2 separate regions of the Homo sapiens genome follow, and region 2 is linked to region 1. A link is an interaction called in ENCODE POLR2A ChIA-PET data of the cell type or tissue named here. Cell type or tissue: MCF 10A. All regions are shown on one strand. Links, peaks and the distances in the headings refer to the core of each region. The heading gives the core; the rest is flanking DNA. Region 1 overlaps PIWIL4-AS1 (PIWIL4 antisense RNA 1). Region 2 overlaps AMOTL1 (angiomotin like 1).

What was found. ChIA-PET counts read pairs that join two places held together with the same protein. Peaks named below come from ENCODE experiments on the same cell type or tissue, not always from the same donor. Only the 100,000 strongest peaks of a DNase experiment are listed, where the experiment ranks them.
Region 2: POLR2A ChIA-PET joins it to region 1 with 18 read pairs; 2 of 35 experiments call an interaction of 5 or more read pairs at or near these places.

The regions. Positions count from the first base shown.
Region 1 is chr11:94,703,539-94,708,924 of GRCh38, reverse strand. The region is part of intron 1 of PIWIL4-AS1 (PIWIL4 antisense RNA 1); the gene reads left to right. It also overlaps a transcript of AMOTL1 not described here. Among named protein-coding and RNA genes, the nearest start is that of PIWIL4-AS1, 34 kb to the left of the region's middle. RefSeq lists an enhancer at 1,742-2,941. In MCF 10A, for the core only: no CTCF peak of the experiment used is centred there; DNase peaks (open chromatin) are centred at 1,834 and 2,524.
Region 2 is chr11:94,773,706-94,779,091 of GRCh38, reverse strand. All of the region lies in intron 1 of AMOTL1 (angiomotin like 1), which reads right to left. Among named protein-coding and RNA genes, the nearest start is that of AMOTL1, 8.0 kb to the right of the region's middle. In MCF 10A, for the core only: no CTCF peak of the experiment used is centred there; DNase peaks (open chromatin) are centred at 2,201 and 2,461.

The DNA of each region.
Region 1 (5,386 bases), core at 155-5,154:
CTGTCCGCAGGTATTTGCAGACCTGTTTACTCAGGCCTTTCCTGGTTAACTGTACTGGTTTCCTGTACTCAATTGGTAGTACTACACACATTACAATCACAGATTGCTTGCTTTATAGACGTTTATAGATGTGCTGTTTAGGTTGGCTTTATTTCCTTAAGTAAACTGCAAGTTTCTTAAGAGAGTTCGCATGTATTTCTTTGCCACTCCTCCTTCCTACCATGCCAACTACAGATAGTTTTAAACACATACACATGAATACTTACAACATAGGTGGTGGTTAGAGATTATAACCCTTAAAAGTGAAGGAAAGAAGGAGCGGTACTAAAATTTTTTAATTGCTATGTTTTAGAGCCTTCCATAAATGTTCTCATTTAACTCTTCTATTTACCTAATGAAGCAGGTATTGTTTCCATTTCACAGTTGAGGGAAATGAGCCTCAAGAAGGTTTAGACATTTGGTCCAAGCCATACCGGGAGGTGGAGAAGCTGGGATTCAAATGAAGACCCACATGGTTCCAAGGTCTGAGGCTTACGCATTCTTCAGGCTGCCTTCCCACTGCTTTCTACATTCCCTATCCTCTCGCATTCTGGCCTCTCTCCTTAAAGCACCTACAAGAGTCATAAAAATGCTAATGCTTCTAAACTCCAAATAGAGTAATAAGCATTTCAAGTTCTTCTCTGGTAAAAATGTCCTTAGAAAGCTTAGTAAAACAAGAAGCTTAGAGCGTCTTATACTAGGAGTGGAGTGAGCCTGGTAGCAGGGGGGACGAGCTAAGGGGATAATGCAATAACTCAGGCAAAGCGTGTTGATGGGTTAGACCAAGGTAGTAGTGGTGGGGTAGAGAGATGTAAACCATTTGGAGAGATATTAAGAAGACTGACTCAACAGACTAGTGATTGATTGGATTGTGCAGGTGCTGATCAATTATTTTAGAACCATCATTCTGGATGCTGCTGGGAGGTAAGACTGGAGAGAGGAGGCCCAGATGTGAGGTTTCTGTATTCCTAGAAAAAATTGATAACGGCTTTAAACTAGGGTAATATCTGTGGAGGTGGGGAGAAATGGATGGATTTGAGAAATAATATGGAGTTCGAATCTGCTGAATGTGTTCCCAAATCAGATGTGAAAATGTGAGGAAGTTTGGAGGGGTGTTTAGGGTGAAATCCAGAAATCTACCACCAGGAACTTTTCACAGACCTAGGGGACACAGAAGGGGGAGCAGATTTCAGGTGAGGATGAATTCTGGATATGGTCTAGTCTGAGGTGAATGTATAACCAGGCACTGGCAGCCAGTATGCAATTGCATTTAAAACAAAGCAAACATCTCTTATCTAAATGAGTCTTTGCTCCCTGTATAGGTTATAGATGATTGTGCCAAATACTATATGTGGCAGGGTTCTGTGCCAAGAAATAAAGGGCTCTGCAATTCTCAACATTTTCATTTGACAGTGGTTCAACTTTCTTTCCAAAAGCCGTTTATCATCCTGTAGGCACCTCTGTCATAAACAAGATGTCTTTATTGAGCCTTCCAAAGCTGATAAGAGTTGTATGATTCAATCAGTGACAGAGACTCATATAACTCATAGGAAGTGTTGCAGGGAGATTTCAGTGGTCTCTAGGAGCACAGGGTCTGCCTTCACACACACACACACACACACACACACACACACAGAGAGAGAGAGAGAGAGAGAGAGAGAGAGAGAGAGACCTCATGTATATTTTCTTGGAAGAACTCATAGGGTCAGGCACTAAGATATGTTTGTACACTTCTGCCCTGCATGCGGCAGCACAGCCATTGTTTGAACAAGGTACCTGCATGTCAGAACAGGCATCCTGGGCCCCTTTTTTTCCTGCTACACTCCTGAGAAAGAAGGGAAGCATTCACACCAGCGAAACAGCAAATCAAGGCTCTCCAGAGAGCTGCTTTTCTGCACATATTTTATAAGAATCAGCTCTCTAAGAGTCTACCCAATCAGTAGGAAGGCAAAGGAGGTATGGATGGCCCTAGCCCAAAGGAGTCCACTTACAGTTGCTTCACTAACATGCTCATTATACAGCTCTTAGAATAGGCACCTAATACCAAGCCCCGATTAGATTCCTACACCCACTGTGAGAGCCCACCACTGCAGCTCAAAGCTGACTTCGCCTAGCCATGGTCTGCCACCCCACCAGGTGGGGACCGGCTGCCATGGAAACAGCCACCCTCCCCACCCAATGGAGTATTTCTTGATCTAATTCCAACTCTGCCCATAGATGCCTTCCAAAATCCCCCCCTCGTGTTAAGGTTCCCTAGAGTGAAACCCACTAAATAAGAATTTTCTTACCTGTGAGAAGTCCTGGTGACCGGCAGTGGAAAAAATACTAAGTTCTAACAGAAGTGACAGGGACTCACAGAGCAAATGTGTTCGTTTTAAAAGAAGAAAGGTGACTTCATCCCTGGTGCCGTGGAGTTTAAAAAGAGCAACGAGTGCTGCCTGGCTGAGCCAACTCTGCTTCATCAGTGATGACTCCATCCAAATTATGCAGCCATTGCCCAGACATGCTCAGCCTTCAGAAGGTAAATCGCTGGAATCTGACTAACCCTGTTGTTTTCAAAGAGCTTCAGAAAATCCTAAGGCACCAATTGCCTTAACTGGCACCAGAGAAAGAAAAATTATGCACTTATTTCCTTGAGTCATGTCATTATCTCCCCCAAATCCAACTCTGAAAAACAGTACTCTAGGGAAGGAAAATAGATATTTAGACTTTCTGAGAGGTGAAAATTACTGGGGAAGTGGAAGCAGGGAGGAAGAAGAAGCGAAGGTATTTCAGCCAGGAGGAGGGGCTGTAAGAAGCTGGAAATGACCAAATTGCTAAGAAATTTTCAGAGCTATGAATCTGTAAGCAAAGGTGACAAACAGGTGACTGGACTTTGCAAAGGGAAAAATATTCAGTTAAGAAAAGGAGGTTAGTTGCTACAGGAAAAAGTGTGACAGCCTTTCTCAAAAATGCAACCAATTTTTATTTTCTTTTTGTTGAACATAATGCCACTCATTCAATATGGGGTCATTTGTAATATTAACATATCAGTTCAAAACATGCCTGCGTTCTAAACAGAAGGATTTGGAGAAAGAGACAGGATTTTTTTTCTTCTGTATGTTAAAGGTGAGGCTGGAGGAATTAGATTTGTAACATGGGATTCAAGGTCATTTCAAGCTACCCAGTGGGCCAATCACCTACTCTTGATGCCAAGTCCTTGGTCTAAACTTTGGACAAGAGTTCTGGCTGGGGTGCTAGGGAAAGGAATGGTAATGAGTGTGATCTCTGTTGGAAGTGGGGCAGAGGGTTGAGCTCAGCAGCCAGCTGCCCTTTCTCCCAGGCTTCTATTTCAGGAGAGTATAAGGTGACTCTGGGTCATTAGGCTTCTATCTAATTTCTTGCTCAGCTATTTTGAGGCTTTGAGATTTTCCTGTGTCAAGTTTCACTCCAAAGAGGCTAAAACAAGAAAAAATGCACTTTTTATTTAGATAGAGGTATTCAGATCCAACATTAGAGATTTTCGAAATCACAGATTTAAGACATGTCAAAGTGGCTTACAAAGGGAACTTGCAAATCTTTTGTTTGGGGTGTGAATAATGATAGGAGTAGAAGACGGGCAGCGTTTCATCAATGGTAAGAACAATGAAGGCAGGAGTCATTTTTATTTGGTTCATCATAATGTCCTTGAAACCTAGCAAAGAGAGTACCATACAGTAGGTGCTCAGCAGAAGGAGAGTGAATGGTGTCAGTCCTTTTCCATTCCAGGTCTCTAGAATAGATCTGCTGAGAATGCTTAAAGTCACCATCTTGTTGGTGAGGCATTTGGAGAGAGCATGAGCCAGTGGGTCTTGTAGAACGAAAAAGAACTTGGTTATTTGCTTTGTCTCAGCCTCTAGGTTCATTGCCAAAGTTAGAATGGAGCAAAGAAGGCCAATTGCTGGACTCAGGAGCCTCCTTTCCTCCCCAGGAGCCTCCTTTGCCTATGAGCTAGACTCTCATGTCTTTTCCTAAGGCCAGGACTCAACCCAATGGGTAATCTGCCAATTGTCTTCAATTTTTTTTTGTTCTCAAAAGCCTATTAAAATTTTCAAACTTAGAGAAAAGTCAGAATAATTGTACAGTGAACACCTATATACTTACCACCGGGTTTCTTCAATTAACATTTTGCCACGTTAGTTTTATCCCATGTTGATTCTCTGCTCATTTCTCTATCCATCCAGCAACTCATTTAATTATTTTTGTTATTGTCTTTCAAAATAAGTTTCAGACATTAGTATATTCCCCCCAAATACTTCAATATTATTAGCCAGAGTTCAATATTTATTTACAATTTCTTTGTTTCTATTCAGATAAAATCTGTATACAGTGCAATGCACAGATCTTAAGTGTATCATTTCCAAGTTCCTCTAGACACATACACCTGTGCAATCCAAACTCCTACCAAGATACAGAACATAACCATCACTCTGGAAAGTTTCTTTATGTCCCTTCCTAGCAAACCCCTATCTCACATCCCAAGAGATAACCAATCTTCTGATGATTTTCACCAGATTAGTTTTGCCTGTTTTAGTATTTTATATTAATGGAACCATACAAATTGTATTCTTTTATGCAAATTTGTGTGCACTCAGCATGTTTTGGGGGTTCATTCATCCATGTTGTTGCTTGTATCAGAAGTTGGTTTCTTTTCATTGCTGAATAGTATTTTACTCTATGAATATGCCAGTATTCTAGTAATGGATACCTGGGCTTCCAGCTTAGGGCTATTAGGAATGAAGCTAATGTGAACATTTTTGCACATGTCCCTGTGAACATTTGTTTTCAGATCCTTTGAGTAAATACGTAAGAGTGAAATTGTTGGTTCTTAGGGTAGCTATATGCAATTTTATACAAAATTGCAAGATCTTTTCCAACATTCTTATGTAATTTTCCTCTCCCACCACCAATGTATGAAAGCTTTAATTGCTTCATGTCCTCACCAAAATTTCGTGTTGTCAGCCTTTAATTTTAGCCACACTGGTAGATGTGGAATGGTATCTCATTGTGGTTCTAATTTGCATTTCCTTGATGACTAAAGATATTTCATGTTTTTCATGTGTTTATTGACCATTCACTTATTACCTTTTGTGAAGTGTCCAAAATTTTTGACCATTTAAAAAATTTTTAAATTGTTTTATTATTGTTTTAGATGTTCTTAGCATATCATGGACACCAATACTTTTTTATTTTTTTGAGATAGGGTCTCACTCTGTTGCCCAAGTAGGAGTGAAGTGGCTTGATCATGGCTTACTGCAGCCTTGACCTCCCAGGCTCAAGTGATCCTCTCACCTCAGCCTCCTGAGTAGCTAGGACTACTGGTGCATGC
Region 2 (5,386 bases), core at 320-5,319, 70 kb before region 1:
CACCTGTGGAAAGGTGGGTCTACATCCTTGAATTTAGGCAGGCTTATAATTATATCTATTTTCCACTTGGCCAAGAGAAGATAGAGGAGTAACCCTACGTGACTTCCAAAATTAAATCATAAAAGGCAATGCAGTTTCCATCCAATTTCTGGGAATACTCACACCTGGAACCCTAAGCCACCATATAAGATTCTAACTAGCCCGATCCTATAAGGAAGCCAAGCCATGTGGAAAGGCAACTTGTTGACACTCTGGTCTGCAGACCTAGCCTTCAAGTCATCCCAGCCCAGGTGCCAGACATGTGAATCCAGTCACAAACCACTCATGCGCTCTCAGTCTTCTTGCCCCAGAAGTCCCAGGAATGATGGAGCAGAGACAGGGCATCCTACAGTGCCTTGCCTGAAGTCCAGACCCATAGAATCTATAAGCATAATAAAATGTTGCAATAGTAACTGCAACAACCATGATAACTAACACTTAACTCTTCCAATGTGTCAGATATTGCTCTTATACCCAGCATGTATTTCTCCTAACAATTTTTTGAGGTAGGTGTAATTAAGATCCCTATATATCACATGAGGAAATTCTACTTGACAGAGAGGTTAAGTAATTTAGCCAAGATTATAAAGCTAGTGAGTGGCACAGTTTGGGTGTGAATACAGGTTTCCAGTTCTGGAGTCTTAACCATTAAGCTCCATAGATAATTACTGAAATCAAAAAAAGATATCCAAAGGGCACACCACAGTTAGCCTATTAGGGTCCTCTTCCCACCATCAGGCAGGACATTACATCATATTTTCTCAATTTAAGCAGATTTCTAGTAAGATACCCCCACACTTCTATTAATTCTTTGGTTGCCTCTTTGCCCTCCATATCCTCCTAATCTGTATTTATCCACCCTCCCCAGGAGAGAACTCTTCTAAGCTTGTAGAAGTCATGATATCTGTGATTTAAGCTCATTTCAAAGTGAAAATAAAATAAATACTTGAAAGACAGTTATGAATCCTTTCTTCTCTTCTTAGAGCAGAACGAACCCAGTTCATTTGTCTTTTGTTTTCTAACATCTTAATACATTACATTCCTTTTATAGAATATGAATTCCATGGGGAGCAAAGGATATATATCCCACACCTAGCCCAGTTCCTGGCACATGACAGACCCTCAAATATCAGATGGATGAACTATATATCCTTTTATTGTAACCCCATCAAATTCTCCACCTCAGTATTGACTTGTACAAAGCAGAGTTATTCACTCAACAGATATTTAAGGAGTGAGTGATTCTGTATCCAAATTTCTGCCTAATTTATATTCTGTCCAAAATAAGAAATGTCATGCTCCCTAATGTCTCTTCTATAAGAGAAATTGAAAATATTCAAAGTAAATTCAATTAGCATAATTGTGACTACTGCCTAAATAAATTACTAAATTTAATACAAGAAATTCAGTATTTTATTTTATGAACAAACAATTACACATAACCCATTTTTTGTTCCTAAACTAATAAAGTTATTTTAGTCACTTAATAAATGTCATTAAAATGTAAATATTTGTCTTTATTTCAATTTTTTTCTCCAAACTCCTGGAATTTATTTTGGAGAAATTTGAAAGTAAGAAATGTTAGAATTTGGGGAAATGTAATGCCTCAACTCAGGGTTAAGCTAATATATATCTCAAAGTAGACTTTTTAGACTCTATTCTTCAGTTTTTTGATGACTATCATACAGGATCAACTCTAAAAGTCAGCTAAGGTATATTTATTCACCATTTTTATGCCACTTACCACTCATTTTTGATCTGCCAGGCCAGTCAATACCACGGGAAGATAAGCCTGACAGGATTATGTCCTTTAACAAACCTACTAGTTTAAACAAACCTGACACCGCCATTATCTTCAATGTTTGTATAAATGGTTGTGTGATGCTTTTAAAATTACTTTCCCAGGTGTCTTAATTGAAGCTTACTGTGATTTCAGAAGGCATTTTCTTTGCTCTTTTAGATAAAAAGACCATTAGACCATTTCTCTTTTCAAGAAGCTAGATTGGTTTTACATGTGTTTTTCTGCAATGAATTTAATGATATGCACTGAGTGCTGCATCCAGTAATTTCCATAAAAAGCACATTTCCTAATCTCTTTGTCTGCCCTTCTTCTATGTTCCAACCTTTCCCACATCACCAGGATGAGTAATCAACCTATAACTGCAGTGATATTTAGGAGCCAGTCCCTCAGGAAACAGGGCCTTACCAGAGGATTTCATATTCTCTACTTTTCCCAAGACCAGCAGATAGAGGAGGCTTGCTCACAAAACACTTGGTTCTCAGAGCCCTCCAGAACACCACCCGTGTCAGAAAGGAAAAGGCCTGCTTCACACCTGCTGTCAGGGGTCACATTGCTGGGTCATACCACCCAGAGCAGCCCTCACAGCTGAGAAGCAGCAGCTGAATGTGAGATGCCTCCTTCCTCCCTGGCACGTGGCCACAGGGCGTGTGCAGAGCCCTACCTCACAAAGAGAAAGCAAAGCAAGCTTGGAAGACAAGATATCTATCATCCCTGTCTTGCTGGGCCTATTCTGAGAAGGGTGGAGGAAAGGTGGGAGGAAGCAGGGAAAGAAGGAAGGACAGAGTAGGTCAGAAGAGGTGCAAGAAAACAGAAGTGGGAAGACCTGTTATGTGAGTGGCTATCACAATAGTCCAGGAAACAGGTAATTAGCCCTTAAACTGGTTTAGCTGTAGAGACATGCAAAGGAAGGGAAAGTATGCAAGAAGTATTTTGGAGGTCAACTGCAGGACCTAAAGACTGACTGGATGTAGGGTGGGCAAGGAGATGAACCTTATTACAGTTTACAGAACACTTTCAAAGGAGACAATAGGATGATGAAGTGTGGAATGGTATCTGAGCATGTGCAAACACTGGAGAGATGAACAAGCGCCAGCTGCCTGCCTCTCATTGACAAAGCTTGGTTCAACAGTGGAACGGATCCAAGGTGGAGAAGTTCAGGATGACCTTTGATGGTCCTCTTCAGGAGGACCTTTCCGTGCTAATTCCACCCAAGCATTTCTATTTGCTTCTCTCAAGGACCAGATCCCTGGAAGAATCCCATGAGTGGAACATCCCTAGAAACAGCAGACATCTCCTGATAATGGCCTGGTAAGCTTTGCCGCCAGCATAACCCAGTTGCCATGCTGACCCAGCTTTCAAATGGAATGAGCCTCCAAAACAGAAGTGGTAAAATGGGGTTCAAGTGAATAGAGCATTCCCAATCAGTTCATACCAGCCCTCCAAGGGAGATGTGGTACATTTCATTCAAAAATGTGTCCCTGTCTTATCATCTGAAGCCCAGTGGTGTTGCCATCAGACAACAGAGCCAATCTCACTATAGAACAACACTCCTCAACAGAAATTGCTGCAGTGATGGAAATGGCTATTAAGCACTTGAACTGTGGCTAGTGTGACTGAGGTCCTGAATTTTTCATTTCGTTTAATTTTCATTAATTTAAATAGCCACAAGTGACTAGTGGTTACTACAGACAGCATAGGTCTAGAACTTTAAAAACATAGATGTGGGCCAGATCACATCTGTCCTAAACTGCTAGAAAAAAAAAAAGTCACAGAGTTATATTTCTCTACTCTGAGGAAGCTGAATCTCTAATATTTCAACATCTGCTCAAGCAATTTTCCAGCACTGGGCTCTCCTTTGGTCCTTACTACAACTATTTATCAATCAGCCTCCAAAACATTTCCATTTGGAAGGCACTCAGACCCTAGCTTAACCATCCATCCACTGCAGGAACCTTCTTCATGATGTCCCTGAGTATGTCCATGGTCCCTGCATATGTCTATGCAATCGTTACCAAGTCCCCCAAGTAGCAATGAAACTTACCGTCAGTCAGAGACACTGCTCCAAAAAGATACTGATGATGCAGAAAATAATTTTAAGAAAACTATTTTACACAAAATTTCACTTCTTATGAAGCTCTTTCACATTCACTATGTCATTTAAGCCACACAATAACCTTAGAAGATAAATATTTAGTAAATACACTTACTTTATAGAGCCTAAGTGATTTACCAAGGCAATATGGTAGCCATATACCCAGTTGTGGCATGTCTTCCAAGGAGTGAGAGACAAATGATAGAAGAAAAAGTCATGGTCAGGAAAGTGAGGCACAAAAGAAGAGTGATTAGAGGAAGAAATATAGCTATATCAACTAATAACCTTAGAAATAGATCTGTTTCAAACTCAATTACTTATAGATGAACAAACTCCATTCCAAAGGGTAAGCATCTCAGTCCAGGCCCAATTTAAAGGGGCTATGTTTTAAAATGGTCATTCTTAACATGTGTTTCCAGTACCAGCAGCATCAGCATTGCTTGGAAACGTGTTAGAAATGCAAAGTCTTAGGCCCTATCCTCAATCAACCAAGGAAACAGAAACTCTAGGGGTGCGGCCCAGCAATCCATGTTTCAATAAACCCTCTGGGGTATTCTGATGCTCAATCACATTTGAGAACAACTGTCCTGGAATTGTACATCTAAGACCCAATTAATTTCCTCTGAGAAGTAAACAACTTGGTCATCAAGAAGGAAACAGAGCTGCCAGTTATGAAATTTGAGACACGGCCTGGTGACATCAGCCCTGACTTACTGCACCTACAGTACCAAGCACCATAAACTCTGAACTAGCCTTCTGAATGCAGACCCACCTCCTCCTGCCTCCTGTGCTCAAGGGCACAGAGGAAATCATTCTTTCATCAGAAATCATACTTTTATAGAAGCAAAGAAAGGTTTATTTTATAGATAGTAATAGATTGTGAATAGGGCATCCTAGCTTCTATCTCATTCACTAAGTAGTATTCACAGCGCTCCCAACTGTGAAAAGGAACACTTCCATGAGTAAGAACAGGGGTTCCAGGTTCTCAAAGAAGACGGATACATGCGAATTTACGTAACATTATAAAGTGTTTTGCTTCTCTGCTGTTTTAGTAATAATAATGGTAGCAGGTATTTATTGAATGCTTTCAACGTGCCCAGCATTGTGCGCATTGCTTCACTTTGCCCTCATGCAGCTCCATGAGGGAAGAACTATTATTTTCCCCATTTTACTCATGAGGCTTCAGCATGTACAATTCCGAGGTCACACAGCAAGGAGGCGGCAGGGCCAGGATACACCTGTTCTCAATCCAAAATACTACCTCTCCTTTTTCATTTTAACATATACATAACTCTTAATCTATTCAACTTCATTCATACTGTTTATGTTACTGAGTTTTAAGTACTGTGTTTTCACCTTCTTTTAAGCTATCATGCCATGTACTGTTCAAAAAGGTCCTCAACCACTCAGTTTATGCCAACTCAATCAGCATGTGCTCAAGAATCAGAGTAACA